Regions from separate parts of the Homo sapiens genome. Here region 2 is linked to region 1. Evidence: chromatin loops called from intact Hi-C (ENCODE). Cell type or tissue: PC-9. All regions are shown on one strand. Links, peaks and the distances in the headings refer to the core of each region. The heading gives the core; the rest is flanking DNA. Region 1 has its middle 7.9 kb from the start of ZNF366. Region 2 overlaps ZNF366 (zinc finger protein 366).

Region 1 (15,601 bases), core at 6,146-11,145:
CCTTTTCTTTATGGCTGCTTTTAGTATATGGTGGGCTTACAGTTCAGTTTCTTTGGTTTCCTATGGTTTCACTATAAAGTTTCTGGCAGTGCTGTTCTTTAAATTTATATTGTGTAAGCTCTATTAGGCTTCTTGAATCTATTGATTGATGTCTTCTATTAGTCCTTAATATTCTTGGCTATCATATCTTAAAACATTGCCTTTAGTTTATTCTGTCTGTTTTCTTCTTCAAACACAGCAGAGTTATTTTATAGTTTGTGACTAATAATTCCAACAGACATTATTTCCAGTCATTATGGGTCTATTTGTGTTGTCTGTTGTTTCTGCTGGTGTTGTTCAGTGAACTCTGTTTCCATGTATGACTGGTTGTTTTTGACAATGTGTTGGACATTGTGTTTTAAAGATTATTTGTACTAATTTTCACAATAATTTGAGGCCTAGCGTAACATCATCTTCTTCCAAAGAGGATTTTCCTCTGCCTCTGCCAGACACTTGAGGTGCTACCAGTCTGGGTCTATCTTAAACCAAGTTCAAGGCTTGCAGTTTCCTGGACCACCCGAATGACATAAAGCCAAATCAAAATTCTTTGCAGGGATTAGCTTACTCATGATTTACCTTACCTGGATCCTTTGGGATCCCAATTTAAAATGGTCATGATTTATTAAAATCCTGACTTCTGGTGGATTACAGGTCTTGCCTTTTGCCTCCTGGCCCCAGGAATTTACCAAAAATGAATTTCTTTAGGCTTAGCAAATGTTCTTAGAGCAAAATCAGATTCAGATGTTGGTTTTACTCTCTAGGTTCTCCTCTTCTTGATTTTCTTTTTGTAATTCCTCAATATATTGTTAATACTTTGATTCTTTTAAGAAGTTTTTTTTATATTTCATTCAGTTCTTTATGTTTCCTTAGTGGGAGGATTGGTCCAAATTTTCTAATCATCAATTATTGTGAGTAGAAGTTTCAGTTTATGTATTTATCAGCAGGAAAAATATCTTTCATAGCTTTCTATTTCTACTTTATGTTTATGAAATTGTTAGTCACTATAAAGCACTTTATATATACCAAGAATACATATATATATATATATATATATATATATATATATATATATATATATATATAAAACATATCCTACAGAACCAAAATTGTTATGTAGCATTTATCAAGTCCCTTTAAAGACCCAATCCGGTATGATATGAAATTGTTTATAATATAATTTTAAGTCGTGACTACTTCAGGTGTTTGATATTCAGTATGATAAATGTGTGCTTTACCAACTCATAAAAATATAATGGAAGATTCAGTGATCTATATATAACATACATACATAATATCATATCCCACCAAGTGTGCTTATTCATCCCACTGAATGAAAGTGTATTCCCCTTCCCTGGCCTCTTTCAGGTCTTTTCTCTATCCTCATCTTCTCAATGAAGACTTTCCTATATATCCTATTTAAAATTGCAAACTCCCCCACCCTATTCCTGCATTTCTTAATCTCTTCTTGTTTTTCGCTTTTCTCCATCATACATACTTATATACTAAACATTATATATCCTGGCTCTATCTATCACTGCCTCTGCAATCTTGGTAAATCTACTTAACATCTCAATTCCTCATTTTCCCTAGGTATAAAACAGCATGAAGAAAAGCATCCAACTCTTCTTCATCTGGATGCCTCACAGTGAGTATGGTGATAGATCACAAAGGGGGTTAAATTTTAATAAGATTGTTACCATTATTGTTGCATAATAGCATTTTTTATATTAATGTGCTGGATTGTAAGAAATGACCACAAATTCCTCCTATCTATATATGCACAAATACAGTCTAATCTTCATTCTCTTATATCTGGATAGCCTTATGACCTGCTTTGTGGTGGAAATGACACTGTATGTTTTAATTGCAGGCTTCAAGAGCCTATGTAGCATCCACTCTTACCCTCCTAGAACCCTGAGACATTTATGTGAAAAAGTCTGGGATAGCCTTCTTGAGAATGAGAGACGACATGAGAAGAGAGGCCCAGCCAACTTCTTGCATCGATTGCCAGTGAGTGAGAATGTCTTCGACCATATAATCCCAGTCAAGCCACTGGAAGAATGCAACCACCTAGGTAACAATAAACAAGACCAGCAGAAGAGCTGCCCATCAATCCCAGCCCCAACTGCTGACCCATAGAACCATGAGAAAATAAATAGAAAACTGAGACAGAAACTATTTGCTAAAGAGCAAAATTGACTAAGTCTTAGAAAATATTTGAATAGTTATTTGTCCAAGAAGCAAAAGAATAAAAGTTATACTCCCTTTTATAGTAATAAACCCCTACCTACCCAACTTTTCTGCAGATAATAATTTAAAACTTCAGAAAAATAGAAAAATATCTGAGGGCAAATAAAAACAGGCAGATATTACAGAAGAGTCTATACTTGAAGAAGGAAATACCACGAGTTAAGTTTTATGTTTTTCTTTTTTGTAGCTTTTATCCTGAGAGCAGGCTATAGCTGGTGCGACATGGGGGGTCACTGAAACTCAGATAGAAACCCACAGTTTTCCTGGCTTGCAGAACCAAATGTCAGAGTTCAAGGTGGCCACAGCTTCTTGAAAATAAGAGGGAAATTCCATGAAGGAGATAATCAGAGAGAAAGAAAGAGAGAGAAAGAGAGAGAGAGAGGGAGAAAGAGAGGACACCCAAATGTTGCCTAGAAATTTCTGGTTGAACCCTATGTCTCACATTTGTGGGACAGAGCTCAGGCCTCTCAGCTGAGGCTAAGAAAACAACTTGGATTTGAGCTGCTGCCTACTTCAGGGCATACAGAATTTGCAATTTGAATTCAGCCAAGATACCTGCCTGCCTAGAAAAAGCTGCACAATATTCTTTAGAACAGCATAACAGAATACAGAGTCTCTTCAATATATCATTTATAATAGACAGAATACATTCCAAAATTGCTCAACATTTGAAGAAAAAAAAAGACCCATTCTGAAGAGAAAAAAGAACAATTTGAAGATAATACAGGTGATAGAATTGGCAGACTAGATTTTAAAGTGGTTATTGTAGCTATACTTAAGGACATAAAGAAAAACATATTCCTAATGAATGAAAAGATAAGAAAGCTCAATAAAGAACTAAAAACTATTTTTTTCTTAAAAGAACCAAATAAAAATTCTAGAATTAAAAATTACAGTATCTAAAATAAAAAATTTACTGATTGGCCTTAACAGTAAAATAGAAATAACAGAAAAGTTAGTAAGCTTTAAAATCATTCAATAGAAGTTATTCAATGTGCAGAACAGAGAGAAGAGACATTGAAAAACAATGGGCAGGTCCTCTGGGAACAGTGGACAATATCAATAGGTCTAATACGTATGTAACTGGAGTCTGAGAAGGAGAAGAGAAAAAAATTGGTCAGAAAAAATATTTGAAAAAAAGTAAAAGGTGAAAATTATTCAAATTTAGAGAAAGGCATAAAGTTACAAATTTAGGAAGGAGAGCAATCCCCAAGCAGAAGAGGATTAAACACACACCTACACATGCCCACACACACACAGGAACATCAGAGTCAAACTGCTAAAAACCAGAGAACACAAAGGATCTTATTGTAGACTCATTCTACACCAAATAAAATACTACATCCAGAGTTTCATGAACTGTTTTTATTCAGGAAATTTTCAGTGTAGGATAAATTGCTGCTTTTCACTGGAGACACAAATCCTGGGTGTGAGGAGTTCATCCACACAGTCAGGGCCCCAGGAGGTGGGTGGTTGAGGAGGAGACTACCAGTCTTTCACTTCCATTTCAGCTGGGGAAGAGCTTCTGGAGGAGACAGGATGCTGTGAGCTCTCTGGAAGACAGAAAGATTTTGACATAAATAACTCTAAAATCAGGGAAAGAGAAGTGAGATCCTCATGGTAATCTTGAGAATGACCCAACCAGAGAATCTAGTGCCTTGGAGCCAAGGGAGTTTTTGAAATGGAATTAGCAGAAAGAAATCTGGGGGGAATGGGGAAGGCCCAGAAGATTTTGATCCTTACAGCATGTATTTCCTCATATGCTTTCCCTCCTTTCTCCCACAATTTAGCATAACCCTATTCAGGGTGGATCACTTTGAAACATAGGGAGGTAGATTCTTTCCCTTCCTTTTCACCAATAGATCAGAGATGTCTGGAGGTAGCTGCCTTGGGGAATGTGTGGCCTTGTTTTGACAAATGTGGACCTCTTAGTTCATAGAGGATGATGTTAATAATTGAAAACAAATAAATAACAAAACCTCCAAATGTAAACCCAAAGTTTGCTGCTTGTTATAATTATGTTTTTCATACTAGACTAGAAATAAGGCTATTGTGTTTTTGTTTGTAGTGTAAGCCTCTTTTTCTCTTTTTATTGCCCCTCCCTTACTTCTTCATCCCTCCATCCCACACCATCTTGTTTTAGGGGCAATATTCCCAAGGGAAGGTAGTAGTCCAAGAAATAGCTGGAGGCTGGTTGCCTGAGGTTGAGGCAAGGGCCTGGTGTGATCCCAGGCTGAACACCAGTGGGGAATAGTGCAATCCAGCAACATTATGGCCGGTCTTTCAGCCCGTCTGCAGCTCTTCCTGGAACACAGGCCTTTTCCTGTGTTTGAACTCACCGCCAATGGCTGTCCTACCAAAGGTAAACAGCAGCAGTCTAAGCAAACTACTCTGTTTCCAAAAGAAAGCTTTTAACTTTTCTTCTGGAGGAGGCAGGAGGGGGTTGTTTGAGGACTGGGTGGAGGAGAGAGAGGAGGTTAGACCAGAGGAAACACAAGTGACCCTGGAGCCTTGCCCTGCTGTGTTTCTTTCTTTTCTTTTCTTTTTTTTTTCTTTTCACCGCTCTCATTATTTTTGGCTGGCTCCTTTGTGCGTGCTGCCTCTATTCACTGACAGCTGCTTTGAACATCAGTCATATCAGGTCATGTGCCAAGCTGTGCGCCTCTGGTCACATCGCTCTGAGGCCTTGGGTTTTTTAGCTTCAAAGCATCTCACAAGCAGCGACCCGCCTCCTTCGGGGAGGGTGTTAAAAAAAAGGGGAAGCTTGGGACAGACTCATGAAACCTCTGGTGTTAAGGCTGGAAGCTTCGATCTCGTTTTGCAGAGGAAGAAATTAGGACTGAAGAAGTGTGGCAGAGGCCTACTTCCAGGGCCTTGTGGTCAGGACCGGGGGTAGAAGCCAGATCTATTCTTATCTAGTCTGAAGGTGTTCTTCCCACTCTTTGGATTTCAAACCAGATTTCTTAAGAAGTCTTAGCCTACCTCAAATGTGTCTCATTGATGATGATATTTTGAGAGCGAGGTGGGTGAAGGGGTGGGGCAAGGCGAATGCCCCATGGACAGAAACATCCTCCTCCTCCAAGTGAAGCCTCTTCTCTTTGGTCTCATTTACTCACATATTCATTCATTCAAAGTTGCTTGTTGAACAAATTTCACATGCCAAGTGTCTTCCAGACACCGGAATACAGCAGTGACCCAGCAAAGTCTGATTCCCATGAAGCTTACATTCTGTTGTTTGAATTTGTTTCCAAGGAGGATTATTTTTTGGTGAAAGAGTTCTGTTGATTTTTTTTCTCCTTTAAACAAAATAACATCTTTTCAACATCTAGCCTTCAGAGTATTAACTGGCATTCGTTAAGGACTTGCAACACTAGGTATAGTCACCATCTAAAGCAAATTAGCTGCTTATCTTCTAACCCATGGTAATGTAAAATCTATGAAGAAAAGACACCTAAAAAGAAAACTTGCCTAGACAGCATCACCTCCACTCACTAACAAATGTGGGAAAGAAATAAACAAGTCGATGGCGTAGTTGGTGAGTTAAACTCCTGTGGCTTGTAGTCTACAAAGGGACACTAATACATTCACTTTTTTGTTATCTCATATACGATACAGGGTGGTGAAAAAATACGTGACTATTTTACAGCAGACCCCTTGGTTGGTGGTGTGGTGAAGGTGGATGCAGCAGTTAACAGCCTTAGTCAGTTTCAGAGTCAAACTTTGAGAGCCACCCACCTGTGAATATTCCCACCTGGGATATTTGGTTTGAAAAGTTAGAGCCAAAATTGTAAACTAGCAGCCTCTCAGCTGCTGAGTATATCACTTATCTTTTGTTACATAACAAATTATACCAACACTTGCTGGTTTTAAAATAAATGTTTATTATCTTATAGTTTCTATAGGGCAGGAATTCAGAAACAGCTTATCTGAGTGGTTTGGCTGAGGATCTCTGATGAGGTTGCATTCAGTGTGGCAGGGGCTGCCATGGTCTAAAAGTGTGACTGGGCTGGATGCTGGATCCATTGCCAAGACAGTGCACTCAAAAGGCTGTTAGTGGGAGCCTCAGTTTCTCTCCATGTGGCCCTCTCCATAGATTACTTGGGTATCCTCATGACATGGCTGCTAATTTCCCCCCAAAGCAAGCAATCCAAGAAAGTGTAAAAAAGGAGGGAACCCCAATGCCTTCAGTGACTATGTCTTCTAAGTCCCTTACTGTCACTTCTGCCTTATCCTGCTTTTATGTCCAACTCACACTGAAAGGATAGGTAATTAGATGTCATCTCTCAAAGAAAGGAACATCAAAGAATTTGGGGACGTATTTTAAAACCCTAACACTAGGTCCCCTTCACACATATAATTTATTTTTTTCTTAAGTTATTTTATTTTATTTTATTTTGAGAGGGTCTTGCTCTGTTGCCAAGGCTTGAGTGCAGCGGGGTTATCACTGCTCACTGCATCCTTGACCTCCCAGGCTCAAGCAATCCTCTCACCTCAGCCTCCCAAGTAGCTGGGACCACAGGCGTGCACCACTCTGCCCAGCTAATTTTCTTATTTTTTGGCCAGGCGCAGTGGCTCATGCCTGTAATCCCAGCACTTTGGGAGGCCAAGGCAGGCGGATCATGAGGTCAGGAGATCGAGACCATCCTGGCTAACATGGTGAAACCCCGTCTCTACTAAAAATATACAAAAAATTTGCCGGGTGTGGCGGTGGGCAGCTGTAGTCCCAGCTACTGGGGAGGCTGAGGCAGGAGAATGGCGTGAACCTGGGAGGCGGAGCTTGCGGTGAGCCAAGATTGGGCCACTGCACTCCAGCCTGGGTGACAGAGTGAGACTCCATCAAAAAAAAAAAATTAAATTAATTTTCTTATTTTTCTCCTGTAGAGACGGGTCTTGCTATGTTGACCAGGCTGGTTTCAAACTCCTGGCCTCAAGCAATTCTATGGTCTTGGCTGCCCAAAGTGTTGGGATTACAAGCCTGAGCCACCATGTCTGGCCCAATTCTAAAATTTTTAAATTGTAGATTCCACATAAGTATTCAGATTTTTTTCTTACTTTTTAAAAAAAATATGGTCACACTAGGCCTATGTGCTCACAAAACACTTTATATTGAACACAAACTCTTTAATTTGCCATACTCCCCACCAAATCCTCTGTATTAAACATAGCACACTTATTTAACACATGTGTGTTACCTGCTTGGATGATTTAAAAAGTTGAGTTTAGAGCTAAATACTGATCTAGATTTAATGAGACTGGAAGACATGGCAATGGAATTGAAGAAAGAAGCCTGACCCCTGGTGTGAGTTGAATCCCAGAAGATTGGGAAATGAGACACGTTGTGGGTTTTCTTAGAGTGGCAGCAACCTTGCATTACACCTGCATAGGACTGTAGAGATGACAGGGGCAACTGTGGCGATCTGGGCGTGAGGCAATAGTCAAATAGATTTGGCAGACATTCTTGTGGTGGAACTTGACACTGAGTGTGTAGAGTCACCAGGGGAACCAGCCCCCTTGAGAGGACCATGAATGACCCAGCGTGGATAAAGGCTCGGTGCTGTCTTCCTGAAACTGCCTGAGCCCTAGGTCTGGGACTACCTAAGGAAGGATCCATGTGGGATCCATTAAAAATAATGATATAGAACTGTTAGCCAACTTTGTCAAGGAGGGGAACTCTAATCATATTTAATTTAATGTATAAAAATAAATAAAGTTATTTCCTGTCCCTGGTGTGCCACAGACACATAAATAAGCATTTAGAATGCTTGAAGAGAGCCTACAAGCAGAGGAAAAGGCTTTACAACCTCTCTGGAGGAGACTGTGAAAAGGTGAGCTTTACTAAATTACGGAAATGAATACTGGAGAATGATTAGCCTAATAATAAACCCACAGTTGACAGTGCACTCAAAAGGCTGTTAGTAGGAGCCCTCCGTTTCTCTCCATGTGGATCTCTCCATGGGTTACCTGGGTATCCTCATGACATGGCTGCTAATTTACCCCCAAAGCAAGCAATCCAAGAGAGAATAAACAAGGTCATGCCTGTAATCCCAGCACTTTGGGAGGCTGAGGCAGGCAGATTATCTGAGGTCAGGAGTTCGAGACCAGCCTGGCCAACATGATGAAACCCTGTCTCTACTAAAAACACAAAAATTAGCTGTGCATGGTGGCACGTGCCTGTAATCCCAGCTACTAGTGGTGGCTGAGGCAGGAGGATCACTTGAACCTGGGAGGCAGAGGTTGCAGTGAGCTGAGATTGTGCCATTGCACTCCAGCCTGGGCAACAGAGCGAGACTCTGTCTCAAAAAAAAAAAAAAAAAAAAAAGAGTAAACAAGGAGGACTTGTTTTACTTGTAGTATGACTACAGCCATTCCCCAACTTAAAAATGTTTGTTTGCTCATACCAGATATTTGGAGCTCAGACTGCATGTTCCTTGGTGGTTAAGTCCGCAAGCCAGTTGTGATATGGTGAAATATATATTTGGCCTTGGTCCTCATTTCCTGGCATACAACTCCTAAAATCCTTGGAATCTTCAAAATGATGTGTCTTTTGGTATGCTAATGAGTTGACTGGTGGCCGGCAGCCCAAGGTAGCTTCAGAATGGGGGCTGGTCACAGGAAAGACCAAGTTGTAATTACAGAATTGGGACTCTCAGCCTCACCCCCCTACCTCCAGGAAGGGGAGAGGGGCTGAAGGTTAAATTGATATCAATGGCCAATGACTTACCCAATCATGCCAATATAATGAAACTTTCATAAAAACCCAAAAGGACTGGGTTTGAGAGCTTCTGGATGGCATGCCCAGAGAGGACATGGAAGTTTCGCCCTCCTTCTTCCATATTTTGCCCTATCCAACTCTTCATCTGGTGTTCATTGGTATCCTTTGTAATATCCTTAATAATAAACTAGTAAATGTAAGTAACCTGAGTTCTGTGAGCTACTCTAGCAAATTAATTGAACCTGAGGAGGGGGTCATGGGCATACTGATTTATAGCTGATTAGTCAGAAGTACAGGTGAAACAACCTGGGGCTTTTGATTGGCATCTGAAGTGGAGGAAAGTATCATAGGACTGAATCCTCAACTTGTGGGATCTGATACTGTCTCTAGGTAGATAGTGTGGACACTGAATTGAATTAGGACACCCTACTGGTGTCTACTGAAGAATTGGTTGATTCCTAGGTGTGTGGGGAAAACTCTCATACATCTGGTGTCAGAAGTGTTCTGTGTTGTGAAAGCATAGCAGGAAAAACTGAGAGTTTCTTTCCTATATCCCCAGACTAGTTCTTAAAACCATATGTGCTGGAACTCTGTTATAACACCAGCAATCTACAAAGTGTAACAGTTTTCTTAGAAATTTCAGCCTGGGTTCTACATGGAACGCCTGGGGTACATTTTCCCCAATGCTAGTAGTTCAAACACTGAGTTCTACTCCATCCCTCCCACTTACCACTCCTGGGCTAGCTTGGAGGATGCCACTAGCTTTTTGGTAACAGCACTGGGTGTGTGTTAAAGGAAAAGGAGCTCTCTGTTGGGTGAGTATTGAGAAATTTAGACATGGGACAATGACAGCAAGGCAAGGCAAACAGACAGGAGGCTGGGGTGGAATAAAGGAGGGTAGGCACTCAGCTTTGGAGGCTCTGGAAATTGGGGATGGCAGGGCAATGGTAGATGTTGCTGTTTGAAAGTAGGAAGCTTTCATAAGCCAGTTATTCTTAGGCCAGGCATTGCCTATATTAATTCTCCAATAGACTCTTGTCATACAACATCTGAGCACAGCTCTCAAACTTGGTTGTCCTATGACCTCTCCAGGCACTGACATTGAAACCGCCTTTGCAAAAATTATAACTGAGGAAATTACGACAGTGAAAGAAATCAGACCTAATTGACTCCGTCTTGCTTCTAACCTTTAAGCTGTCCTTGTTCATTCCTGGGCATAGGCTGAACTAACTTTGGGAAGGAATTCAGTTCATGGTTTGACTCTGAAACAAAATTGAAAATAGCCCTTTCTGGAAAAGACCCCCTTCTTGCCTGGGGACCAGTCTACCTTTGCAGGACTAACAAATTAGCTATAAGATTAGAAATTACAGTTTATGGGTCATGTAGCCTCTGGCTCCAAGAGACTGAGCCTCCCCAAATTGCTTCTGGGGATAACATCACTGTTGTACAACCTAAGATCAGTGTTTGAGATAGTTTGCAGACCCTGCACTGGGTGGATCAGCTGACACCACCTAGACTGGTAATCTGGCTCAACCAGTTCTGCCATCCCACCCAGGAACAGAAGACAGCAAGAAAACCTGACTTCCACCCCCTGTGATTCCATCTCCAACCTGACCAATCAGCACTCCCCACTTCCCAAGCCCCTACCCGCCAAATTATCTTTTAAAACTCCAATCCCCAAATGCTTGGCAAGACTGATTTGAGTAATAAAAAATCTCCAGTCTCCCTCACAGCCAGCTCTGTGTGAATTACTCTTTCTCCACTGCAATTCCCCTGTCTTGATAAATGGGCTCTGTCTAGGCAGCAGGCAAAGTGAACCCACTGGGTGGTTACAACACGCCCACCTATGTCTCTTGATAGGCCCTATTGGCAGGATTGAACTTAGCCTAGATTTTTACAGCTGCTCATCTGCTCCCACTCTTGTCCTCCTTCATTCTTTGCACAGTGACCAAAAATAGTCTTTCTGAAATGCAAACCTGATCATTCTATACCCTTAGTAAAATCTTTAATGATTTCCCACCCTTCTCAGGATCAAGGTCACAATCTGAACCCAGACCTGTCTGACTGGCCCTTGCATGAGCTGCTCCTCACCATCTTCCCTGACTCATGCTCATTCTTGAGGTCTCAGCTGACATGCCATTTTCAGGAAGAGCCTCCTGACCTTCTTGCCCAGATTTGGTCCCCTGCTATATGCTCTTGTAACTCCCAGACTTAATCTTCAGAGCACTGACTGCCGTGGTAACTGTTTAGGTATTCAGGTATGGTTTGTTTGATTTATTTAACGTATCTCTCCTCTACGAGGCAATAAAATCCAGAAGCACGTTAACCACACCTAGCATGGGGCTTCCTGGTCCATAAGACATGCTTATTAAAGGGTTGCCCAATGAACCTTTGTGTCTATTATAAACCTGTGGTTCTCCAATTTTAGGGAGCAGTCATTAGTTTTTACTATGCGACATGCAGTGCTAGTTTAGAGAGCAAGGTATGTTAGCTTTGTGGTTAAAAATTAGGGCTCCGAGCCAGAATTTCCTGGGTTTGAAATCTACTATTTGTGTGGTATCAAGGAGGTAGTATGATGTCTCCATTACTCAGTTCCTTCATCTGTAAAAAGGGCAGGGGGATGGTGGACGATAATAGCACCTACTTCATAGGACTGTTGTGATGACTAAGTTGGTTTGATGTGTGAAGTGTTTAGAAGTGTCTGGCACATGGTAAGTATGTGAAAGATGTTAACCTATTCTTATTTACTCCAAATACTGTACAAAATAGATGTGTTCTTATCCCCACTTGTCATATGAAAAAACTGGATGCATAAAATAGACTTTCTTCAATAACTTGTCTAAATGAATCCTTCATATTATCTTTTCATGCTAAAAAAAAATTTAAAAGGAAAAAAGAAATGAACATTCTCACATTTTTGAGAGTTGGGACTTGGAGGCTTTGGGGGTTTGGCAAGTTGAAGACAATAAATCAAAGAAACTAAGGAAGTTTCAAAGCAGTTTCAGGCCGGGGACTGCGCCATCCCCCCTGCACTTTCATATAACAAAACTCAGCATGTTCGTGAGAAGCCCAGAGCGGGGAGGAGAGACACATTTTCCATCGAATCTGTAGTGGAGATGGGGAGCCGCTGGAGCATGACTCAGAGCAGCAGGAACTAGCATCTCCAGGTTGCTGCAGGAAGTGAGAACAGTGGCTCCTAACCAGTGCCCAAGCGCCTCAGGAACTCTGCCAGTGTCTCCAAAGGCATGGCCGTGTCCTCAAATCAAAGTCATTTGATTTCTTTTTTTAAATCTATGCTATGCATCCCCTTTGAGAGGAAGTGAGTGCCAAAGGATACCAAACAGAAAGACTGAGTCACTGGAGTGGCCAATCTTCCTGGAGAGAGATGAGTCCTGCATCAGGCTTCTAAAAAGACATCTGGCAGGGACAAGAATATTCCTGGCAGCCCATTTGTAATGGCTCCAAACTAGAAACAATCCAATGTCTGTGTTAAGTAGAACAGACATCTAAATGGTGGTATATTCACAGAATGAAACCCTATCCAGCAATGAGAGCGAATGAGCCACAGCTACACTCAACAATAGGGACGAATCCCATGAATATACTATCGAGGCAAAGAAACCAAATGAAGTGCAAGCCAATGCCATTTTCATGTAAATTCAAAACCAGGTAATGTGCATCCATGTCAGGTGCTGGAAGTCAGGGCACCTGAGAGGAGGTAGTGACAGGAGGGGCTTGGGGGGCCTCTGTCCTCTTTCTTAATCTGAGGGCTGGCTACTCAGATATGTTCCTTTTGTGAAGTTCCCTGACCGGTACACTTACGTTTTGTGTACTTTTCTGAAGAATATGTTCTATTCCAAACCTTTCTCCATTTTCTCCTACGCTGCTACCTCCATGACCTGAAGTCAAGTTAGTCTGGGAGTCAACAGATAACCCCAGAGTCTGTGTCATTGGAAGCTGGTGCCATACAAATTAGGACGCTTCAGAGGCAGGACGCCATTTTGAGTAGAGCACCTATTTCTGTGGTGCTGGTTCTGAGGGTTAGGGTCACAGCACTGTCCTCACCTAGGTTTCTCTCCTGTCCTCCTATCTCGTCCCAGGGGTGGGCAGCTCCTCTCTCTACTCAAGTGATCTCTATGATACGCTGTGCAACATGGGGCTTTCCTGAGGGGTGAGAGCCAAGGCCATATGCCATTCCTGCTCATGCGTCTCAGTTGGATCCTTCACTTTTAGTCAGGATCCAGATAGGCCAGGACAGAGTTAGAGCTCCAGTGGACTGATCAGAAATCTGTCCTGCCAAACCTAATGGGAGGGTTAGGAATTTCTGCTCCTGACACCCAGTGGGTGGTTTCACAAGTTTTAGAGGGTGACTGTTCAGGTGACTGGCAGCACAAGGAAAGAGGGAAAAGCCTTTTCTGTGAATTTCACAGGCAGGGTTGCAACGCGGTGTGAGCATGGAGCAGCTTGGCACAAGGCAGCCTTGAGAGTCCCCTGGCTGGCTGCGGGGATGATGTCAGATCCCGACTGGATGCTGCCCCATTCAGTCAAAGCCGTGCAGCCTGAAATGGCACATGTCCCCATCCAGGCTGTCTGGGCGGGTCAGCTGGCCTGGAGACAACAACACAGCCTCAACGTGACAGTCCCCACATTCTGCAGACTTAAAAGGGAAATCCTTTGGATTCTGCCTGGACTCCTGGGGCTCAGCCCTGGCCTTGCCTTGAGGGTGCAAAGAGGAGTAAAAATATGGGAAGGCCTGTGTGCAGCTGCAATGGATTCTTCAAGTGATCAGAGGCGGTTTCCTGCCTGTGAGGAGTTGGTACCATGAGCGTCTTGTTCCTTGGGTCCCTCCTTTCCTCTGCTGCTGATGCCCCGCACACCTTGCCCCCTCCCTATTGCTTCTCCTCACCCCACCTCACTCCCAAGGACGTCTGCTTTTTTATTGTGAATTTCAGCTGCCTGCTTGTTTCACCTCCGGTTACTCAAAGGTTTGCCCCAGTGTTTCTCCCCCTTTAAAAGACTCCATTCCTAGGCCTTCCTGCTCCATTCCCTCATGCCCTTCCCTGGCTTTCTCAGATTTTCATTTTCATTTCCCTTCCCATTTCTACAAAGGCAGGATGTAGAGGAAGGCCAGCAGAGGGCAAAGAGCCCGAGAGCCGGGATCAGGAGACAGGAACGTGTTGGCGTGTGGCTCTAAGCGAACCAAAGAGACTGTCTCTGGTCATCCGTGTTCCCCACTGTTGGTGAGGCTGGGTCACCCAGGCCAGAACTCAGTGCCATGGGTTGTGCCAGTGTTGGTGCTGTGGCGGATGCAAGGAATGGGACTCTGCTCTGGCTTGTGCACACCTACCGAGTAACAAAATCTTCATGTCTCTCTCTGATACATGCACACATATTCAGATAACTAGATAGACAGGGAGATAGATAGATATATGGATAGATTAGATAGATAGATGATAGATAGATAGATAGATAGATAGATGATAGATAGACAGATAGATGATAGAAAAATATCTGTCAGAATAAAAACATAATCCTATAGGCCAATAAGGACTCAATCAAAATCTTACAGGGTCACTGAATCAGAATCATTCTTCCCCTGAACTCACTTTCATGACTCTTTGCAATCAGGTGTATCTGTCCACCCCATTTTTTTCACAGTTGGGTGAAATGAGGAAGTAGTGTAAGGCTGGTTTTTCTTTTGCTGCCACAAAGGTCTACATAACTGCTGGTTCCTGTTCACAGTGAAAATGGTCCTAACCAGATGAATAAGGGACACAAGAGACATAACACAAATCAGAGAAGTTAAAACCAAGCTTATTCCTAAGTGCAACTAGCCTAAGCAAGCTCATGCCTGCCTGCTGAAGCCCCAAGTCTTCTACCTTGATAAAGGTTACTCCCTCCATTTTAACTGCTCCTGCCTCCCCTATCTTTTTTCGAACACCATGGCTGATTTATCTAAACCCTATGCTGCTTCACAGTATTTTGAAAACAAATTAGAAATCTCCTTCCAGTTTTCCAGAGGTGATTAAATCCAAGACGCCTTAGGAATGTAGAGGATAGAATAATATAAACAACAGATCTGAGATAACCATGGCCGGCAGCAGTTGTGGTTAGTTGCTTCTTTTCCTTTTTCATCCATCAGTGATGGAAGCTGGATTGGGTCCACTGTATAAAGTTCGGTGGGCATAAATCTGCTATTTGATCCTGGAAAAACTCTAAGGATCTAGAGTCAGCGAGGAATTGCAGCAATGCTGGTGTTTCAAAGGGCCTAAGAAAAGCCAGGAGTCCTGGCTGCCCAGCCCCGACACTGTCTTACAGGCTGCAGGTTTACCTTGGTTAGCACAACAGGCCAAGCTCTCCCTTGCTCTAAGTCGACATGACATGATTTGTTCCCTTTCGGCTGTGTCAGTTCTGCAAACCAGATACCAGAGGCTGCAGGCTCAGGAGAGCCTGCCTGTCTGGAACACCGTTTGTTTGGACAGGACAGGCCACTAAGGCGTTTCATCTCTTTAAAGCTCCCAGGGCAGAGAACATATTTGAGGAATTCCTTTTTTCAAAGATTTTTTTTTTTTGCCCCTTCCAACATTTTGTTTAAGAGAA
Region 2 (15,601 bases), core at 4,172-9,171, 77 kb after region 1:
CCCAGAGCCAGCAGCTCTGCACACCCGAGGATCTGTCCACCAAGTCGGAGCACGCCCCCGAGGTGCTGGAGGAAGCCTGCAAGGAGGAGAAGGAGGATGCATCCAAGGGAGAATGGGAGAAGAGGAGCAAGGGTGACCTTGGGGCAGAGGGCGGCCAGGAGAGAGACTGTGCCGGCAGAGATGAGTGTCTCAGTCTCAGGGCTTTTCAGAGTACCCGGCGGGGCCCCTCTTTTTCTGATTACTTATACTTCAAGCACAGAGATGAGAGTTTGAAAGAATTACTGGAGAGGAAAATGGAAAAACAAGCAGTGCTTTTAGGTATCTAAGTGGACAGTTTTAAAATTACATTTGGAAAATGAGAAGGAGGCAGTTCAAATATAGCTTTCTGCATGAACTGTCATTTTCTGGAGACTGGCGAATAGTACCAATCTCTACAAATGGCTTAGACTAAATGAGCAGGGATGTAGGTAATGGAAAGCCTTCTCAGGTCATTCACGGGGCCCTTGATACCCTTCACACATGTGCAGGGTCTTCATCAGTGGCGTTTTATGCATTGCCAGTATAATAAACTGTGAGTATTCTTCCAGATATCTAATTGTAAGCTGATGCTGAGGTGCTTTTAGAAATTCTACTTTCCTTTGATTCATATGCAATACATGGTAAATTTCTAATTGCAAAAATATGGTGCTTGAGGTGTCACCTTATTAATAACTATTTAGGTGAATTTGTGAAGGTTATAATATTTTCCATATAGATGAAAATATTAGTCGTCATATATATAAAAATAGCCTTTATTCTATAACCAAAAATGTCAGAAATGGCACAGGAGGATGAGCTATTGAAGAGAATGCTCTCCAGTAGTTGCTGCAGATATAAGGTAAAATTTCAGGAGAAGAATAATTTTGACTAAGGGAAACTGGTGACCTAGAATACTTAGATTCTCTTGTTCTGTGTCGGCTGTCTTCATCAGATTGAGCATTTGGAGCATTATTTTTCAGATGATATGATGATGTTTGGGGCCCTGGCTCCTCAGACAAACCCTCACTTCTCGAGCACGGCTCCCTCCTGGAGACCATTGCTGTCTTGCTCTGAGGCCTCATGCCCCATAAGACAGATGCAGGGGCCGGGCGCAGAGGCTCACGCCTGTAATCCCAGCACTTTGGGAGGCCGAGGCAGGCAGATCACTTGAGGTCAGGAGTTTGAGACCAACCTGGCCAACGTGGCAAAACCCCTTCTCTACTAAAAATACAAAAATTAGCCAGGCATGATGGCAGGAGCCTGTAGTTCCAGCTACTCGGGAGGCTGAAGCAGGAGAATCGTTTGAACCCAGGCAGTGGAGATTGCAGTGAGCTGAGCTGAGATCACGCTACTGCACTACAGCCTGGGTGACAGAGTGAGACTCTGCCTCAAAAAAAAAAAAAAAAAAAAAAGGACAGATGCAGGAAGACTTGTCACCAGTGACCAGGGGGCTTTCTCCTCAGAGCTAGAGCTGGGGGGGTGACCTCAGAGAATTCTCCCAGAAATCTAAGCTCTGACTTATTTGGGGTACTAGAATAGTTGACAGCAAATCATTAGTAAAGAAGACTCTGGACTGTGTTTTCAGTGCTGGCTGTACATTAGAAGCATCTGGGGTGACCTTTAAAAAAAAACCACCAAACCAAGGCCTTACCCATTAAGATTCTGATTTAATTGATCTGGAGTGGAGCCCTAGGACTGAAATTTTCCAAATTGCTCCTGGCAATTCTTATGTGCAGCCAAGATTGAGAAGATTGAGGGGACTAAAATAGAACTCACCATTTCTGTGGCTTCCAGGACACTTCCCAGAGACTTCATAAGTATTTCTGTTCCTAGCCTCAGACTCTTTAAGGTTGAGAATAGGAGACCTCACAATCATACTGCTGACTTAGGCTTTCTTACCTGTCTGTAAGAGCCTTATGAGCGGACACACACAGTCTATATATAGATACACACTTTTTACATTATACTAGAAGATGATGCCTGTGATGTTTATGGTCACTTACTATGTTTAAAAAATGCATGACTGGCCTATGGTGACTCATTATTTCTTCCCAGATGCTTGAACCATGATGCCAGTGAGTGGAAATGACTCTATTGGGTGGGATGGGCCCAGCAGGTCAGACTTACTTAGGCACTGGCACTGAGAAAAGCAATACTGACTGGGTGTCGTGTACGTGTGACTGCCCATAGCAATAACCCTCTGGTACTGTGTCTGTTTATGTAAAAACTTCTTGTTTGGTAGTTTTGACTCGTATTTGTAGAGCTAGGTACTGGTTATTATTGTGCTTCATCCTATCCCAGATTTCCCAGTACATTCCTTTAGAAGACATGTCCATCTCCAACTGCTGGGGGCTGGCCTTTTCTGTAGGCCAAGGTGCTGCCCCATTAGCCCCACCTGGTTGTCATCACTCACCCATGTGTTGTGTCCATCTCTGACCCATTTCCCCTGCCACCTTGCCTAAAGCTTCTCCTGTCAGCCTCCCCACCACCATGAAGTGCTAAGAGTACTATGTCCTGAGGTAAGGGCACCTGCAACGGAGATTGTGAAGAGAAGACTGTGGGTTTCTGTGGTTACAAGCACAACTCTGGGTCAAAAACCCATTCCAAGTCCTCAGAGGGGCAAGTCCCTTCCATTCAGTATTAATATAGCTCATCAGTGCCTCTGATGAAATTGCCCAGGATGCTGGCAGTGTGGCCTGGGAGGCTTCCAGCTCTTGGGGTCTGGTTACACATTTATTCACACTGCGGCCATGTGTTGAGGACCTACTATGTGCTGTGTTTGACCACACGTCCTGTAGAATGCCGTTTGGTTCTGAGTATGCCTGGCTGGAATGGAAACCAGGAAATTCTAGAGTAACAGGCTCTAGTCCTTTCCAACCAAAACAAACCTCATGGGAATGTTTGAGGGACCAGTTAATGTTGAGACAGAGAGAGTATGGTCTAGAATGGTGGTTTTCAGATTGTGTTTTGAGAAGCCAGAGGTCATCTTTAGGCCTCTGAAGAGTGGTAAGGGGAGGAGAAGCTCTCAACTCCCACACCCACCTCACTCCAAGCAGCTCAAGTTCCATCTGATTTATACATTAGCATTCTAAGTAAAATTTTATTTGGAGGCAGTAAAAAGGTCTAGGAGAAATAAAAACAATTTGTTATGGAGTGTATTCCAGGGCCTGTTTTTAGTTGTTGACTCTGGGCATAAGACACTTAATTAGATCTAACCTGATGGTTAATACAGCATTAACCTGAGCACCAATGCTAAAACATTGGTTTTGTATGCTGTTGAGTGACCAACATCCTGGTTTGCCTGGGATGATCGTGGTTTAGACCTGTTGTCCCAGGATAATTATTCAAGTGTCACCTTAATTCTCAAAAGTATTCCAGTTTGGGTGAGAAATTACATGGACACTTTATGCAAGAGCACAGAGTTAAGGGAAGGGTTGGCCAGCCTTGCCTAATGAGCTGATGAACCAGAAGGCAAGCCTTGAAGGAGAGTCCATGTGGGCCATCTCAGAGAACTAAGGGATGAAGCCTTCCAAGATTACCAGCATTCCAAAACCAGAATATCATATTGTGAGACTCTGAAAATAGGTCACTACCAAATGCTTTCCAGCCTTTTGACCACTGTCACTTTGAACAAATCAATGGACCAGCAAAGTGGCATATTTTTCTTTTATTCTTTTTATTCTTTCCTATGATTACTCCTCATGTTACCTTTCAATTCCTCTTTCTGTCTCTCTTTTTAAAAATTTGACTCCCCACCGGCCATGAGACTAAGGCTGACCTTTCATAAACCCACAAGAGTAACTGGTATATTTGTATATGAGTAGTTGCATGAGAAAGCTCAATGTGCATACTGTATTTATTAAGCCCTGAACGCATTTAATAAAATATTAACATGGTGTTTTGAATTATGATCTTTGTCTGCTTTGCTGGAACAAAATATAACAGAGCTAACGTTTGAAATCCTTCGCATATTTGGACAACATTACACCAAATGTTGATTTTGTACAGAACTCTGGCTTGCTATTTAAAAACTAAAACTCTAAGTATATAGCAGCCCAAGTTGTGAATATTGCTTTCTGCTTCACTGAAAAAGCAGTTTACCTGAAAAGAGCATGTAACCTATATTTTGTTAATTTAAGCAAATAAAGACATGTTGAAAAAGCTGAGTTAATTATTTGCAGATAACTGAAATTTTGCAAGGAAGCTGACATTGTCAACATCTCACTCCTTCCATTATACCCTCGGCCAGGGTGGTTCCCAGTGCTTGACTCCTCAGCCCCAGGGATACAAGTGTGTTGGATTCTCCCTCTCTCAGGCTTCAGAAAGAGAAGAATGAATTTCAATCTATCTGCAGGAAGGTGACATCTTCCTCATCCTGTTGCCCTTTCCTATTCAGAAAAAAAATTATTCTGGAAGGATGTCACAGGCAAGTGGGAGGTGAAGGCAGGATTGTCTCATTCTGCCTCACATTCTTTGTAAAATAAAGTTCAACAAAGAGGCAGTAGACGCTATAAGCAAAAGCCCAAATTCTGCTCCCAGGTGGCCTGTGTTCAAAGCCCAGCTCTCCCACTTCCAATCTTTGGGACCTCAGACCAGTTCATGAACCACTTTGCACCTCATTTCCTTATCTGTGAGATGGGACTAGGAACTCTACCTTTTTCACTGGGTTGTTGAAATGACTTAAAACATGCAAGACACTTGGAATGTGCTGGGCTCACAGTGATGCTGAGTTAAGAATTAGGCACTGCAAGGTCGGGCACAGTGGCTCACGCCTGTAATCCCAGCACTCTGGGAGGCTTAGGTAGGCAGATCACAAGGTCAAGAGATCGAGACCATCCTGGCCAACATGGTGAAACCTTGTCTCTACTAAAAATACAAAAATTAGCTGGGCGTGGTGGTGCGTGCCTGCAGTCCCAACTACTCGGGAGGCTGAGGCAGGAGAATTGCTTGAACCTGGGAGGCAGAGGTTGCAGTGAGCTGAGATCGCGCCACTGCACTCCAGCCTAGCTACAGAGCGAGATTCCGTAAAAAAAAAAAAAAAAAAAAAAAAAAAGAATTAGGTACTGCGATTGTCAACAATGTGGCCAGAAGACTGAGCACTCAGCTTCCTGTCCTCAGCAGAAACCTCACAAAGTTGTGTCAGCATGGGGGACTGTCCATTCTTGGGGAGCTTCCCTTTAAAACAGCAAAACTGCAGCACATATTGAACACTGTGATATACCAAGCACACTGTGCCAGGTGGTTTACATAGTCGCATATGTATGTATATGCCCCAAATTACCTAGTTAGCAAGTTTCTCCTTTGTCTGTAGCAGGCAAAGCATATAGCCTATAGCCTGTTGGGTTCTCTGGAAGCAGATGCTGAGACAAATTTGGATGGAAGCTACTTATTAAGGATGAACACCAGTAAAAAGAGGGAAGAGGAAAGAAAGATTGAGCAGAGGAAGAAAGCAACCTGCAGTGCAGCCCTGACAAAGCCTCAGCCAGCATGGTGGGCAGCTCTGGGGCAAATGTTGCCCATCAGAGTTGTGCCAATTTGAACCGAAATGTCCATTCCTCTACACCCCTGCCTGGCTCAGTCACCAGATGTGGGCTTCCCCAGGAAAGGTGTGACTCTCTGCAACTGAGGCAGACCCCGAAGGAGCTGGCAGGTGGAGGCTGTCTGCCAACTGCACTCTCATAGCTCAGGTGCAAGTGCTTCCTTGAAGAGAGACTAGGTGACTCATCTCTGCCTCACCCCAGTCCACTTATTCATGCATATTCATGAAGCATCTCCTGCAGGTTCCAGTGGGCTTCTCTTCTCGATTGAAAACTTAGAAGAGAAGGTGACCACAAATTTCAGCCCCCACAGCTGCAATGAATCTAGGGACCAAAACTGATACTCATTTTCTCTTTCTCCATTACCCAGTCTAGACTCCCCTCACCATCAGATACCACCTCTGGCAGTCTTGGTGGTTTTCCTAGTGATTTCATCCAGGTTCTCATCTGCAAGAGGTCTGAGCCCTTGTCACCATGCTACTATGGACTGAATATTTGTGTCCCTCCAAAATTCATATCTTGAAACCATAATCCCCAATGTGATGGTGTTTGGAGGTAGGGTCTTTGGGAGGCACTTAGGTTTGGATTTAAGTTATGTATGGGGCCCTCATGATGTGATTAGTGCCCTTAGACGAAGAGGAGGAGACTAGGCCTTCTCTCTCTCTCCCATGTGAGGATGTAGCAAGGCAGCTCTCTGCAAACCAGGAACAGAGCCCTCACCAGACATTGAATCTGCCTGCATCTTGATGTGCACTTCCCAGCCTCCAGAATTGTGAGAAATAGATGTTTGTTGTTTTAGCCACCCAGTCTATGGTGTTTCGTTACAGCAGCTCATATGCTATTTGACATATGCCTTTTGCGGAATAAGGTTGCTGTGCCTGTTCATTTAACATCACAAGTGGGCCAGGAAGTATCAAAATGAGCCTAAGTAGGTCGTTGGGTTCAATACTATACTTCCTGACCCACTGTAACAACAGCCCTACTTCCTCCTGATGATCAGGTCAATTACCTCTGCCAAGATGGTGATTGTCTTCTCCTTGTCTTCTGTACCCTGGAGGCAAGGAATAAAAGTGTCCAGGTGGCAGCTGTGGCTTATAATTTAATGATACTCTTGCTATGTTCCAAGGTGAAAGTGTACCATCTTTGAGAATGGGAGTTTCTAACCCTGCAGAGCCCAGAGTTACATGATAAGAAGTACAACACCACCACCCCCTGCAACCCGCCAATCACCCCAGAGTGTTATTGGGAGTGATGGCAAGCGGGGCCACTCCCACTTCCTCTCCTGGTCCCTGGACCTATGCAGTCTTTCTATTAGGACATAGCAGCACATAAAAGTCTTTGATTCAATTATATACCAGAGGGTGGCACCCCATCCTTCCAGAGTATTGCCTCCAAGAAGCACTGTAGGGAGCTAGCCACTTCTGGGTGGTGCATATTTGATATGATCAGTAGATCCTGTGGCCAGGGCTCATTTCTAACCTCAGTTACTATAAGCTGAAGGCCATGGCTTGATGCGATGTTATATAGGATTCTATGCCAACATAGCAAGCATTCCATAACCCCATCCCTTGCATAGTAGTGCTGGCTAAGTTCCCATGAGCAGAAAAGCAAACATATACCCAGAGTATGTGTCTATGCCTGTAATGAGGAACCACTGGCCCCTCAGGATGAAAGGAGCTCATTAGAGTCAACATCTTACCAAGTGACTGATTGGTTTTCTTGAGCAGTGGTGTCATACTGGAAACCCATCACCAGTCCTCATGGTTGGCATGTTGGATATCCAGCAGTGGTAGTAGCTAGATCAGCCTTTGTAAATGCAGTTCTTGCTGTTGGACCCGTGTGTAATGTCTGCCAATGTGGCTACTTTGTTCACATGTTCTTTGCTCCAGCACTGGGGTGGCTGAAGTCAACTGGTGAGGTCATTTTTGTCTGCCAGGTTATTTAATGTCTACTCCATGGTAGATGCTATCTAATGATGTGTATTAACATGTGATATAAAGATTTTCATACTCTGTGTTCACTCTCATATGTCTATCCACATGCTCTACCCTAGACAGAGAATAATAGTGAATGCCTACTTTAAGTAAAATGGTGAAGAATTGCCTATCTGAGGAAGTGAAATTTAATTTGAGAACTGAAGTATAGAAGAAACAGGCCAGGGAAAGAGAGAAGAGCATTCCAGATAGAGCAGACAGCAGATGCAAAGGTCCTGGGAGATATATATATATATATATATAAAGTATGGCCAGTTTAACAATTCATTATATTAAGCATTCTGGCAAATAATTTTGTTTCTTCTTCTAGGAAACTGGTATCAACCTTGTGTCAAATGAGGGGATAGATAAGGTAAAATCTATTCATCATCTTCCACCTGCACAGACTGTTGTTGTGTCATTTATCATTGCTGAAGGACAGCTTCCCTTCCAACCTGTGGCAAGTCTAGCGAAGAAAACAGTTTCACTTGGAATGGCAGGTTATCCAAGTCAGGACAATATTTAAAATCCTCAGCAGTGGTTTTGCAAGAGTGTATACATACAAGATTGAGTCAATTGCCTCTCTTCACCCCTTAAGACGGTGTGGTAGAGCACAGCAGGAGAGGGTGTGTGCGGCAAGGTGAGGCTAACATGGAAAGCCATTGAGCAAGGAGGTGAAATAATGAGATTCAGTTTTTGAAAGCTCATTCTGACTATAGTGGATAGGGTTGGAAGAAAGCCAGGATGATGCTAGAAGACCATCAAAAGGCAGTTTCCATAATCTCTGAGAGATAATACTGGCCTGGATTAAGGAGGTAGCAAATAATTTAGAAATGAATGGTTCAAAATCTGACGTGGAGGTCCAATGGACTTGTTATACTGAAGGTAAATTGTAATAAGATGCATATTTTTCTAAGTTCAAAATAAAATGCCACTTGATATAAAGTCCATCTCCTCACATAATGACTGAAGGGATCAATTAGATTTTTATGCTGTCATGAAAACCGTGCTCTTCACTTAGTTGGCAGGAGGGAAGATTTACTAAGTAATGTATGTAAAACTAAGTCCATCTGGTTTCTCTCAGTTTTGCCTATGTTACAACTGGTGAAGAAGTAAATAGTCAAGACTGAGGAAGGCAATGAGGCTTCTCAGACACAGATTCTGGGAAGAAATGACAGAATAACAATGCCAAATGAACACTGAGTTAGAAGATCAGAAAACTAATGGAAAGGCTAGAATTTCAAGACCATCATGTGAGGCTGCAGAGTCCTTTTCATCTCCATAGACCTTGAGGACATCTTTGATACAGCCAATGAAGTAATACACCCATGAACATGAACTTGCACAATCAAAGAGTTAACAGTCTTTATTGTTTTTATTCACTGAATGGAGTCCAGATACATTTCCATTTTTAAAATACAGTTCTCAAAGGATGACAGTCCAGTTACCTGGAAAATTTTATCCCATGATCATCTTATTTAGCAACGGTGTAGAATAAATGAGATATCGTCACATTTTAAGTCCCAAAGTTAATTGGCCCATGGCATCACTGATAGCACGTTAAGAAGAAACAAAAACACCAAAACATGTGGAAGGAATTTGTTCCTGCCCTTAAGGAACACACTGTTCTTAGCTGGCCTGCTGAGGCTGGCAGGAACATGGCTAATGATTTCTGAAATCTCCTTTCTCCAAATCTCCAAAGCCTTAAAGCTAAAAATCTCTGTCCTGTGAAAACCCAGGTGTGAACACAGCCTGGTTCCCTGAAGCACTGTGGCATTTCTTTTTCTTTTCTTTTTTTCTTTTCTTTTTATTTTATTTTTTTCAACATCAGAGCTGAGCCAAGAGTAACTTCCATTCCCGTTAAAAACTCACTCTGCAAGTGGAGGAAGACATGCTCATTTGATAGCTGGGGAGTGACCCTTATGGGGTCCCTGGGGACCCAGTATCAGTGGCGCTCACTGTTTCCTCTTCCCTGGATGCAACAATATATTAAGGGAGAAAACAAAAAAGAGGAGGTTGGCTCTTTTCATGATTTTCCTTTTTAATTTTTGTTGAAAATGGAACAGTGTTCTCTTGATCCTTCAAACAAATGGAGGGGAAGTGGAAGCCCAAAAGTTTCTCTTACGTTCCCCAGAGAGGGTGGCTGTGTTTGTAGTGTGATGTGGGAAAGTCCTTGTGTATCTACTGCATTGTCATGGTGTACCAATGTGATTTGCAGTAGGAAGTGTGGGATGAATAGAATTTTTATGTAAGAGAGAAAGTGATGGAGCCGCATTCTTTGAATCAAAGATCTCCATTTGCCCTTCATCTCTAAGGCATGCTTCCCCTGATGCCACCCCTTATCTTTATTAGCTGATGAGAAAAAACATAAGAGCTCTCTCTGAGCCTGACCCAAACAATGAGTCCAAGCAGAAGTCCTTGCTACTCAGAATGCACTTGGGCAACGAAAGTGAGAGAGTGAGGGTACTTGGCAGGACACACCAGAGATCACACAGGCAATGTGAAGGGGAGGCGGAGGGCTATTAAAACTTCTGGCATCATACCTGAAGAATCATTTTAAACGGACGTTTGAAATACACCATGTGACTCTTTTCACAGAATGGATCTTAATAAACAAACGGTCTTTGTAAGGAAAATGGATAGATATATTAAGAGACATCAAAAAGATTACAAGGATAGTGCTTTCAGCTTAGAAATTCATCATATTAAGCATGCTGGCAAATGGTTTTGTTTCTTCTTCTAGAATGTAGCAATAATGAAATTGGTCTCTCTTTGTGTCAAAGCTTTTGGAAATAAAGCTTTGGATGAAGCAAGATCTATTCATCATTCTGGACTTGCAGAAACAATTGCTGTGTCATTTATCATTGCTGAAGGACAGCTTCCCTTCCAAACTGTGGCAAGTCTAGCGAAGAAAACAGCTTCACTTGGAGTGGCAAGTTATTCAAGTCAGAATAATATTTCAAATCTTCAGCAGTGGTTTTACAAGACTGTATACAAATGGCATAGAGTCAATTGCCTCTTCTCCCTCCTTAAAAACCAATTGAAAATAAAAGAAATATGAAATCCCCAGTAACGGCAAAGTCCTTACAGAAAAAAAAAAAAAGCAAAAATCAAAGCAAAGTTATGCAGAGCCTCAGAAACAGATAATTACAATGTCAGCCTCCCCAGGGACATTCAATAAACATTCGTCAGGTATACTGATGCATCTCTCTGAAGCACACTGTTAACAGGGTCTAATCCCCTTAGAAGTCACTCTAAGCCCCTCTCTGAAGACACAGGTGATTTTGTGGATTTCAAATGGCTCTATTTCCAAAAGCTCCATATGCCTCCATGCTATTAATCTCCTTACCTTCCTGCAGGGATACTTTACTTTTGATCTCAGGTTTATCTACTCAAATGCTTTGCCTTACTCAGACTGTTAGCTCTCTGAGCGAAGGGCCTGGCTACTACTACACCATCTTCAGCAAGGTTTTAAATATACTTGCAATTGGATACAGCCACTATCTCTTCTTCTCCTTAGAATTCCATCAGACCAAGATTGATACATGAATTTATCAGGAGAAGCCTTCAAGAGGACTTCTACAAAATGCTGCTATTTTAAAAGATGCATTTTCCACTATGGTTAATTAAAACTCTATGAGGAAGAGAGGAGCTTCCAGAATGATAATGTAATGATGCCAGTGAAACTTCTCTCCCAGGGAGACATCTATTAAACAGGTAAAAGACAATCACTCAAAAATCTTTGGTGATTGGCCAAAGGGCTTACAACAATTTAAGGAATATTTATTCAACAAATCTACAGAAACTCAGTAGTAACAGTGAGAGGCCATGGCAATCAAGCTAGGATCTTCACCCTTCCCCCTCCCCAGCTCCAGGTGGCTTGTCCAGTGGGCTTGGCAGCCAGGTGGCAACTCCCACCTCCCCAGCCTATACAGACAGAAGATCTCTCCTGGGTGGGCATCCAGGCGACAGTTTCCCCCACCCTCAGCTGCTGCTCAGTGGGGAGGAGCTGAGCGGAGAAGCTGGTGAGGAGTATAGCCCCTCTTTCCCCGCAATTCTGTGTTGTGGTGGAGCCGTTCTAGTGGGTTCGGCAGCTAACTGGCATTCCCATCTCCCCATTTCCTGGTGTAGGAAAGCTATTCTAGGCCAACTGAGCAGCCAATGAACACCAACAGGTTCCATTTCCCCTGGCTGTGCACTGTGGCAGACCTACACTGAGGGAGGTAGCAGAGCATGGTGGTGATGGTTGTACAACATTGTGAATATAATTAACCTATTCTTAGGTTTTACAATATCATCTTTATTGTTGTAGAAATACAGGCCAGGTGCGGTGGCTCACATCTGTAATCCTAGCACTTTGGGAGGCCAAGGTGGGCGGATTGCCTGAGCTTGGGAGTTCCAGACCAGCCTGGGCAACACGGTGAAACCCCGTCTCTACTAAAAACACACACACACACACAAAAAATTAGCCAGGCATGGCTGTATTCTCCTGTAGTCCCAGCTACTCGGGAGGCTGAGGCAGGAGAATTGCTTGAACGTGGGAAGTTGCAATGAGCCAAGATCGCGCCACTGCACTCCAGCCTGGGTGACAGAGTGAGATGCTGTCTCCAAAAAAAAAAGAGAAAGAAATATATACATAACATAAAATTTATCATTTTAAGTGTATAATTCAATGGCAGTAAGTATATTCTCAATGTTGTGCAATCATCCCCACTATTACCAGAAAATTTCCATTATCCCAAGCAGAAACTCTGCACCCATTTAACAATAATTCCCACTATCTCTTTTCCCCAGCCCCTGGTAAACTCTATTCTACTTTCTGACTCTGAATTTGACTACTCAGGTACCCTGTAGAAGTGAAATTACACAATATTTGTCCCTTATCTTAGGCTTATTTTACTAGCATAATGTTTTCAAAGTTGATGCATGTTATAGCACATGTCACAATTTCCTTCATTTTTAAGGCTGAATAATATTTCATTATATATATTTATACTACATTTTGTTTATCCATTTATCCATCAATGAATGCTTGGGTTGTTTCTACGTTTTGTCTGTTGTGAATAATTCTCCTATGAACATTGGGGTACAAATATTTATTTGAGTCTCAGTTTTCAGTTCTTTCCATTTTGATTTTGAGTATATACTGTCTTGATTCATTTTCTGCTGCTATGAAAGAATACCACAGACTGAGTAATTTATAAACAGTAGAAGTTTGCTTGGCTCATGGTTCTGGAGACTGGGAAGTCCAAGATTGAGGGACTAGCATCTGGTGAGGGCTTTGTTGCTGCATCATACCATGGCAGAAGGCATCACATGGGTGAGAGAGAGAAAGGGACCCACTCCCAAGATAATGGCATTAATCCATTTATGAGGGGAGAGTTTTCAGGACCTGACCACCTCTTAAAGGTTGTACCTCTGAACAATGTGGCAGTGGGGATTAAGTTTCCAACACATGAACTTTGAGGGACACATTCAAACCATAGCATATACCTAGAAGTGGGATTGCTGGGTCATGTGGTAATATTCTATGTTTAACTGTTTGTGGTACTGCCAATCTGTTTTGCACAGAAATTGCACCATTTTAAATTCCCGCCAGCAATGCACGAGGGCTCCATTATTCCCACATCCTCATTCAACACTTGTTATTTTCCATGTTTTAATAATAGCCATCCCAATGGGTGTGAAGTGTATCTCACTGTGGTCATAATTTTTTAATTAAAGCACTTGAATTCCTTTATATATTCAGCTGTTAATGCTGGGATCCATATTTACTTTCATAATCTCCCTTCTTTTCTCACGAATATAAAAATAAAAAATAAAAGATGAACTGTACCTGCTCCTCATAAATAGAAACTGGATGCCCAGTGAATTATATGGGGTTTATTCCTATAGCTGTGCTGTTGTTCTGTACCTCTTATCCTTCAAACAACAAGGACCCTATCTGGGTTTTGAATAGAAGCTTTGTCTTAGTCCATTTTGTGTTGCTATAAAGGAATATCTGAGGCTAGGTAATTTATAAAGAAAAGAGATTTATTTGGCTCATGGTTCTGCAGGTTGTTCAAGAAGCATGGTGCCAGCATCTGCTTCTAGCGAAGGTCACAAGCTGCTTCCACTCATGGTGGAAGGTGAAGGGGAGCCAGCGTGTGCAGACATCCCATGGCAAGAGAGGAGGCAAGAGAGAAAGGAGGTGCAGACTGTTTTCAATAACCAGCTCTCTCAGGAACTAACAGAGGGAGAATTCACACCCCTCTGCCCAGGGTGGGTGGGCACTAGTCTATTCATGAGGGAGCCCCACCTCTGCCATTGCCCAAACACCTATCATTAGGCCCTACCTCCAACATTGGGAATAAATTTCAACATGAGAATTCAAGGGGATGAACACCAAACTATATCAAGTCTTTACTCTAGTTAGGGCATTTTCTTCTGTTTTACCATTCCATTTTCTGTTTCCACCCTGGATCCTATCTTCCCTTTATCCTGCATTGCAAGGTGACCTAATAGCTAACTGTGCCCTTGGTTGACCTCTATAAAACTTGCATCACAAATATTGTGGGTTAATCTTTCCTAGGACTTGCCTGTGAATAGTAGACAAGCACTGCATCTTCCCTTTGGGTGGGTGGAGGTGGTGATGTGCATGCACAGGGAAGTAGCAGAACATGTATCCAACCAGGATTCAAGTTACTGGGTCTACCCCTTTGTTGAAGTTTGCACATTTTAAACTGTAAAAACTTCAGAAAGCAAGCAAGCAAAAACCCCAGAAAACCTCTATGGGGCTTTTGTTTGTTTAGAGAGAAAGAACCAACGTGGCTAAGTACTCACATGAGGCATTTAGTGATAAAAGCCTATACTTAGCCACTGAAGATAAGCTATAGTCATCATATGCAAAGCCTTGATACTTTGTTTCAAAGTTAAAAATTTTTCTGTAGTATTTGCCAACCAAGACTTTTCCCTTTGAAATCAAAACAAGAGGACCCACAGCTTCATTTACTCATTCAATGAATGTTCATTGAGCACCTGCTACATGGCAGGCACTGTGTTGGGGAGGCTCTGGAGACCCCAGAGTAAGCATTACAGATGCAGTCACTGTCCTAAATGAACTTAACAGTTTTGTGAGGCCATTATCAGTCTGTCAATCTGACTACCCTAATAAGCAACAATACATAAGCGATATAGAAAGCTCCCAAATTATAAGCAGAATGATTAAATTCCTTTCGAGGCAATGATCTAGAATTCTACTTATGTAAATTAACTAGGTATAATATTAACAACTATTACAATTATTACTTAAATGCGTACAATAGGTTGAGGTTGTCAATCTAGACACCTCTCCCCTACCCCAAATTTTAAATGTCTTCCCTGGCAGTAGAAATTCCTTTTCCGATGCTTTCCAAGGTAACAGTGGAGAAGGACTTGAGTGCTAAGTATTGTAAGAACCATGAAACATGGTTCCTGACCACAAGCAGTTTATTTCTATTCATCTAAGCAATAAAGTATAACATTTCTCTTGTCATAAGGTACATGGTTTAAGAAGGAATTTTAAAAGTCAAGTCTTACATTTATATTCAACTTTAAAATGTCCAAATCCTTCACACTTCTAGCTTTGATCCTTAGGGAGCTCATAAAAGCCAACTGGCTTGCAGTTATTTGTCTGAAGACACAGAATGATTTATTTGAGACCTCGTCCCCTGGCCCTTCACCCCCCAGCAAGTTTATGGAGAGTCAACACTAGAACACATGTTTCTCAATAGCAGCCCTAGATCTTTCCATCCTACCATGTTCAAACTTGCATTCCAGAAAGAATCACATTTCCCCTTAAATTTCTCCTGGCCACCATGGGCCCAGGAAGCAGCAGAGTTGAAGGGTTCTAGTGAAAGAACCTGGCTTTGACGTCAAGACAGACTCTTTGTGAATCCTGGCTCTGCCACCTGTTGGCTGTGGAACCGGGGTTACATACCCTTTACTTACTCTTTTTGAGCCAGTTCCCTCCCCTACAATAATTCAGGGTGGTGGTGACGAGCACAGGCTGTGGACTAGGGAATACCTGGGCTCTAGTCCTGGTTCTGTCTTACA

The links. Peaks named below come from ENCODE experiments on the same cell type or tissue, not always from the same donor. Only the 100,000 strongest peaks of a DNase experiment are listed, where the experiment ranks them.
Region 2: it touches region 1 in a loop (7-fold over the local background); 6 of 110 quality-filtered maps call a loop at or near these places.

Annotation. Positions count from the first base shown.
Region 1 is chr5:72,507,550-72,523,150 of GRCh38, reverse strand. No RefSeq gene overlaps it. Among named protein-coding and RNA genes, the nearest start is that of ZNF366, 7.9 kb to the right of the region's middle. In PC-9, for the core only: no CTCF peak of the experiment used is centred there; DNase peaks (open chromatin) are centred at 7,730 and 8,700; H3K27ac peaks cover 2,436 bases.
Region 2 is chr5:72,428,481-72,444,081 of GRCh38, reverse strand. It overlaps ZNF366 (zinc finger protein 366), which reads left to right. Exons shown (of 5, transcript NM_152625.3): 5 at 1-4,179. The coding sequence ends at 326. Among named protein-coding and RNA genes, the nearest start is that of ZNF366, 71 kb to the left of the region's middle. RefSeq lists a silencer at 5,708-5,797. In PC-9, for the core only: no CTCF peak of the experiment used is centred there; no DNase peak of the experiment used is centred there.